Regions from separate parts of the Homo sapiens genome. Here region 2 is linked to region 1. A link is a contact called in ENCODE Hi-C or POLR2A ChIA-PET data. All regions are on one chromosome and are shown on one strand. The core of a region is the stretch at or near the end of the contact, and the rest is flanking DNA. Distances in the headings are between cores, read along the strand shown.

Region 1 (3,621 bases), core at 567-3,066:
TACATTAATATATGCTAGGAATGGAAAATAGCTATTAAATCATTTCTCTTGGCTTGATGAAGTCAGGATTATTCCAGAAAACAAAGCTATTCTAGTGCTTTGCTGAAGAATTTTCTATGCAAATGGGCCAACTACCTTTTCCTGAGGGAAGACTCTGTCTTATTCTAGCTCCAGAGTCACACATACGCATGTTTCAGTCTCCCTGCACACTTCATTCCCCTCATATTTCTGCCTCTCAAGTTCTCTAGGTAGACTAAATCTTTTCACTTGTTCAATGATCAATAATTGAATAATTTAAACCTTTAAAATATGGTGGGTCCTGCAGTGACTACAGAGTGAAGAATCTAGTGTCATTGCCAACAGTCACAGGGAGGACTTTCCTTTCTCTACTTAAACCTGCAAGCTTTTTTCTGATGATGCTACTCGGAACTCTAACCTCTCTTAATTCTCCCCCTATGCCAATCCACTTCCGGCTTCACTTACACATTACTTCCAAGACATATCACTCATAATGCTTTTCTAAAAGGACAGAATCTCGTAGCCTTGCACTATAGCCCAAGAACGTGAAAGCACAGAGGACACCTCAACATTCTTGGGTTGCAGTCACAATATCACAATCATCATGTCCCATGAGAATTCATGCTAAGGTATTATGGCAAGATTCTGTACAGCTCTATTATTCAGGTATTCAAAGTTTACTGATAGTTCAAAGTAGCAGAAAAGTAAACTGATGTCAGTTTAAAGCACTAGTTGGAGTGAAAAAATTTTATTTTAGGCCAAAGACAGACTGTGCATTTATGCAGAGAAGAAGTGAGCAAGGGTCACGTGAGAAAGAACTGACAGTGAAAGGCTGCTGAGGCGGGGACTTGAAATCTGTGACAGAAAGAAGAATCTGGCCTTATGAAGGAGAAAAAAACCTATTCTCTGAGACAGAAAAGAAGACAACAAAAATAAAGATAACTGCTCACAGAACGAGGGTAACTGAGGGTAACTGAGGGATCCCAGGATAGACCTGGTTTCAGTAAAATAGCAGTAGGGTCTTTAGGTAAGGGGAAGGATTAGGAATGGTAAATGAGAGGGTACAACTGGATTTTCAAAAGACACATGTTTGTTTTAAACAGAAGGTCACTGAGAAGTAAAAGAAACATCTACTATGTATTAGCAGATGTATACATGCTTCACAACAGATTATGGTCTCAGCAACCTACAAAATGTGGGGGAAGCAGGAAAATGTGTATAGCAAAGCTCTGCTAAAAGTGACAATTTTCTAAAAATTGGCTTCCAGTGTGGCAAAATGGTAACTACTGAATCTTGGAGACAGGTATATGGGGGTTCATTCTCTCTACCTGTGTGTACCTTTGGAAATGTTTACAATAAAAAATGTGTTTAAAAATTGCCTAGTCTTCATACAACCTCAGAACCAACAGCCCTCTTCCCCAGTAAGCTCGCCATTTTGCCTGAACTTTCCAGAAGATTTTAGGAATTTCAGAGAGGTAATTACACACAGATATGTATAAGCCAGAGGATTTAAAAATCATTAAAGAGGAACCAAAAATATTTCTATTTGATCAGGATTTGTTCCACCTTTGACCAAATTTATTCTAGAGAGTGAGAAATACAAGTTAGCACTAAAATTAAGTAAGTGTATTGGGGTAAAACACAGAGCCAGAAGATGAATGCAGGGAGAAAAAGTATTTCCACTAAGCATATGCTTGAAGAATAAGACTACAAACACTTACTTCATCTCCAGAACTTCCTCTAAGTGTTTCCTTCTCTCTGCCCGAAGATTAGTCAAGTGAGTTTCCTTTTCTGCCAGAGACTGCTGGGTGGAGGACAGCTTTGCTTTCATGGATTCTAGTTCCTGCTTTACCTTCTCCATGGCCATCAGTAACTCCTCCACCTATCATAAATATGGGAAAGAGAACAACAGAGTGTCTTGATCAATCAGAGTCAGAGGACCTGGGTAACACGCAACTCCTGGGTCCAGAAAATTGAAGAGACGCAGGAACACATTGAAAATTCTGTACTCTTTCTGGATCAGTTATGTGTGTGTATATATCAAGAATCAATATAGCAGATAATAACATCCCTACAGTATAATTCTTTTCAGCTTAGGTCAGAAAGAACTTAATACATGCAAGGGCATACAAGTTATCAGTTTAAGAAGTCGCACGCTGCCACAGACAATACCTTTTAAGGAAGTTCTTTGGAAATGACCCAGAAATTTCCATGGAAATAATACAATACAAATATAAAAAAATATACAGAACGATTTTAGGAAATAAAAGACATAAACTTGGCAAATAACAGATTTCCTGTATACATAGACGAATAATTTTTAGTCCTCTAAACTAAAATTTTCCTATTTACATCATTAAGAAGAATTTCTTTTTAAAGAAACTGCTAGAATTCAATCAGACAATTTCTTGCTCTAAATCCAGGTAGGTAGGGTTTCTTTTTTAAGGAAGGCAGGAAGGAAATATAACCCTATATACCTATATAACTATACAGGCATATATATACCTATATACTACATAGGCAGTGTATATATATATATTATATATATACTATATATTATATAGGCAGGAAGGAAATATATCCCTATATACCTATATAGTTATGTGTGTGTGTGTGTGTGTGTGTGTGTGTGTGTGTGTGTGTGTGTGTACATACCAGATAGAAAGGAGACAGAATGCTTTAAAAATGACATGGGGAAAAAAAAAAAGCCTTGACAGCAACAGACCTGAAAAACAACAAACAAAAAGCCACCAGAGAAGACAGACAAAATGCTAAAACATAAGGAAAAGAAACTAAGAGAGCAAGGTAAGTACTTTATCAGTAATTTCCACTTATTCCAGGTGGCTACCAAATCAGAATTATTTAAATAAACTTGTTCATTTTAATTCAGAAGCAAATGTAATCAAACAGCCAACTGCATCAATTACAAGACTTTATGTTAGGTTGTTAATTGCCAAGAAATAATCTTGGTAATAACCAGTCTTTTCAGAAGTAGAAGGTAGGGCAGGTAGAGGTGGGGCATTTGCCATTCATTGACTCCTACATAAACCCCATTTGTGTGATACTAAAACAGAGAAACCTAGAGTCAAAAATCAGCATGACAAATCAAAGTTGTTTCACTGACCCTTGGAAATTAGTGCTTCCTACCTAAACAAAGTTTCCACGTTGATTGGTAACAGCTGTTAAACAATGATAGTAAGCAAATGCATTTAGTTTTTTTGGCACCTGAATTTTTTTATCCTTCCAGAAGTGAGCAAGTTAAATGTCTTCAGCTAACAGCATCCTCACAGTCCCAGTTGCCATAAGAATATATTGTTACGGCCGGGCGCTGTGGCTCGTGCCTGTAATCTCAGCACTTTGGGAGGCCAAGGCCGGTGGATCACCTGAGGTCAGGAGTTCGAGACTAGCCTGGCCAACATGGCAAAACCCTGTCTCTACTAAACAAACAAACAAACAAAAAAGAGAATATATTGCTATGTAATATACTGGGATATGTATTTGCATATCTGCAAGCTTTACATGAACATATACCATTGATTCCATTTTATCAGTTTAATTCATGTAAAATTTTATCTAAAACTGGGTACAAATAATACACCAAGC
Region 2 (3,621 bases), core at 616-3,115, 60 kb before region 1:
TCTTGAAATGCTATCCTGAGAAAGCTCCCTAAGCAACAGGAACAGGGTGATATGATGAAGGCTTGTGGTAGGAGGAGCCTGGTGAGCTCTAAGAGTCCTTGAGGCAATAAGAAGGTTAAGGCCTGGTGACTCTTGAAACTCTGGGGAGAATTGGGTATTTCAGAATGCTGTGCTGGGTTAAAGCTGGAGGCCTAATGGATCCTTGGGCCCTTCAAAGCAGTATATACTCAGCAGTGATTTACTTACCAACCGTTTAACCATTATTATAAATAATGTACCATTAATTTATAAATAATATGTGTTTAAATATTCAAATATTAAGAGAATGAGAAAATAAGACACAGAATGGGAGAAAATACTTGCAAAAGATACATTTGATAAAGGACTGTTATCCAAAATAATACAAAAGATACTTAAAATTCAACACTAAGAAAATAAATGATCTGATTAAAAAATGGGCCTTATGATACACTGCATGTATTAAAACATCACTATGTACCCCATAAATATGTACAATTATGTTGTATCAATTAAAAATTGAAAATATTATAAAAAACAAAAATAAAACAAGATAAAAGGAAGAAAATGCACCAGAGACCTTAACAGACACCTCACCAAGGAATATATACAGATGGCACATAAGCATACAAAAAGATGCTCCACATCATACGTAATCAGGAAATGCATATGAGAACAATGAGATACCACTACACACTTACCACAATGGACAAAATCCAGAACACACACTACCAGATGATGGCAAGAATGCTGAGCAACAGGAATTCTCATTCACCGCTGGTGGGAACGCAAAATGGTACAGCACTTTGGAAGACAGTTTGGCAGTTCTGTACACAACTAAACATACTCTTAAGATCTGGCCATCGCACTCCTTAGTATTTACTCAAAACATAGAAATTATTTGAAAAACATGGGCAACACTTTATAGAAATAAATCGAAGAGAAAATATCAGTGACAATAGGACTAGACTATATTTCAGAGCTATTCTTTAGATTTGTAAGCAGTAAATCAAAGACTGGATAAACACAGCACACAAAAAGTCCAAGGATATCACTATGGTGTGGATATGGTTTGTCTGTCCCCACGAAAACTCATGTTGAAATTTGATTCCCAGTATGATGGTGTTGGGAGGTGGGGCCTGATGGGAGGTGTTCAGGTCACAGGGGCATGAATCCTTCAGGAATGGCTTGGTGCTGATCTTGTGGTAGTGAGTGAGTTCCCACTCTGACAAGACTGCATTAGGTATTGCAGGGAACAGATTAGTTCCCAGGAGAGTGGGTTGTGATAAAGCCAGGATGGACCCTCAGGTTCTCCTGTTTGCATGTGTCCCCTTCCCCTTTGACCTTCTCTGCTGTTTTGTGACGCAGCATGAAAGCCCTTGCCAGAAGCCAGGGCCATGCCCTTGAACTTCTTAGCCCACAGAACCATGAGCTAAATAAACCTTGTTACATTATAAATTATCCAGGCGCAGATATTCTTTTATAACAACACACAACAGACTAAGACAGATACACTCTAAGGAGGATGAACTTAATTAGCTCTAGAACTGTAAGTCCCTATAAAACAGGAAGAAATCTTGTACACGACATGAGCTCCTGCTGGCTCTGTCCTACCTGACTTCACGGATTTATGGCAGTTTCCCAGTTAAAGGCCCATCCCATAGACCATGTGTGGCTTACATATTTGCCATTCCTACTGTGGTATGGCATAAATAAATCATGAGGCTTGGGTCAGTACAGCCAGCCTGTAAAGTGATTCATGGAGCCAGAAGTACCATCCCCTAGGACTGTGTACTTTATTACAGTAAACCTCAGAACAAGATACAATTTCCTGACTTAAGAAGCAGGCTTTAAATCAGGACACCTGGACAGCCTTGGAACAACTTAAAAAATACAATAGGTCTCAACCCACCACTGTGTCTCAGTGCTGGCCTCCGCCTGCCCCAGGCCTGTTCTTTTAACACTAGATACTAAATTCAGAATGAGTCCCTTCTGAGTCAATTACTGTGGTGAGAACAACAGAATAAACTGAACGCATCCCATCCTCTTATCTCCATTGTTTTCTGTTTTTCCCTGACTTCACTTACCCACTGAGGAAAATAACATCCCCCATGATGAATTTTTCCCTCATCCTTTAAAACTCATAAACCAGGAGGAGCCCCTTTTGGTGCCAAAAGAAGAAAGCACAACACTGTGAACCTGGTTTCCCTCCTCAATAAGGAACAGTAGAGTGGACCTGGAGACAAAGTTGTCAGAGCATTCTCTGCTTAGAGACCTAGGCTGCAGTCAGTGCTATTTTATGTAAATTACATGTACTTTAAACCAACACTGGCAAGAGTGCCATACTCTTGTTTAGGAAAGCTGGAAGTCTAACCAGTTGTAAAGGTTATGTGTTTGATGAACTCCTAAAAGTTTTTTAAGGTCTAAGTATAATCAAGCTATCCTTTTATGTTCTCAACTCTTTGAATAAAATGCTGGAAGCACCTAAAACGGCCAACACATTCCAAGGTATCAAAAATAACTTTTTTTTTTTTTTTTTTTTAGACGGTCTCACTCTGTCGTCCAGGTTGGAGTGCAGTGGCATGATCTCGGCTCACTGCAACCTCTGCCTCCCGGGTTCAAGCGATTCACCTGCCTCAGCCTCCCGAGTAGCTGGGACTACAGACGTATGGCACTATGCCTGGCTAATTTTTGTATTTTTTAGTAGAGAGGGTTTCACCATATTGGACAGGCTGGTGGTCTTGGACTCCTGATCTCATGATCTGCCCGCCTCGGCCTCCCAAAGTGCTGGGATTACAGGCGTGAGCCACTGTGCCCGGCCAAAAAGAACTCTTTTTAAGCCAAGATCTCGAACACTTTTTAGCTAGGACAAAAAGCTATTAATCCTAATCAATCTCACTTTACGGATTTACTGAAGCCTTGAAGCCAAAGGTCAGTCACATACTAACACTGTTTTATGCTTCTTCTTGTAGAAACCCTGGAGAAAAACAAGTGTTGGGACTCTGTTATAAACACGGAACTGACTCCAGTGTCGTCGTTTTCTTGGGGACAACTTAGGAAAATTTCTTTTCAATAGACGTCTACTTGTTGAATATGTTTTGAGGACATGTAGCCAACAACAGACACAAAAAAGACACAGTGCATTACTACATTCCTTTACAATAAGAACACGGGACAGGAGAAAATATGAAGTCTAGCTCAGCCTCTTCACACCTCCCCAAGTCATCAAAATGATTGGACTGTATAAGCACATGAGGTGTGCAGAAATACGAGCATGGCAATGGGAAGAAAAAGTATATTGCAAAAATCAAATCAGAAATATTTCAAGGCTTGAAGCTTTCCAGTGAATCATAAAACAGAGGAAGGAAATGAATATAGGAATGCTCAGCACTTACCAAAAAACCTACATTCCGGTGACCCGTGTATTTTAAGAGACACAGGTCTTTGTAAGTCCTGAGTAGGAAATCTTGTTGCATTATATTGTGAGACATTATACTTTTTTTTTTTTTTAGATGGAGTCTTCACTCTGTTGCCTGGGCTGGAGTGCAGTGGCACAATCTCGGCTCGCTGCAAGCTCTGCCTCCGAGGTTCAAGCAAATCTCC

The links. A loop is a pair of places that touch in the nucleus more often than their neighbours do. ChIA-PET counts read pairs that join two places held with the same protein, here RNA polymerase II (POLR2A).
Region 2: POLR2A ChIA-PET joins it to region 1 with 14 read pairs in activated T-cell. The contact joins two enhancer-like sites. A Hi-C loop is called at or near these places in 1 of 168 maps with a recorded cell type or tissue (heart left ventricle). POLR2A ChIA-PET finds 5 or more read pairs at or near these places in 4 of 52 experiments (AG04449, AG04450, CD8-positive, alpha-beta T cell and 1 more).

What each region holds. Positions count from the first base shown.
Region 1 is chr12:1,288,131-1,291,751 of GRCh38, reverse strand. It overlaps ERC1 (ELKS/RAB6-interacting/CAST family member 1), which reads right to left. Exons shown (of 19, transcript NM_178040.4): 15 at 1,740-1,900. Among named protein-coding and RNA genes, the nearest start is that of LINC00942, 210 kb to the left of the region's middle. Within about 2 kb of position 1,816, at least 2 of the 41 ENCODE cell types and tissues checked have a DNase peak (open chromatin) inside an H3K27ac peak, as active enhancers do.
Region 2 is chr12:1,348,600-1,352,220 of GRCh38, reverse strand. All of the region lies in intron 15 of ERC1 (ELKS/RAB6-interacting/CAST family member 1), which reads right to left. Among named protein-coding and RNA genes, the nearest start is that of LINC00942, 150 kb to the left of the region's middle. Within about 2 kb of position 1,865, at least 6 of the 41 ENCODE cell types and tissues checked have a DNase peak (open chromatin) inside an H3K27ac peak, as active enhancers do.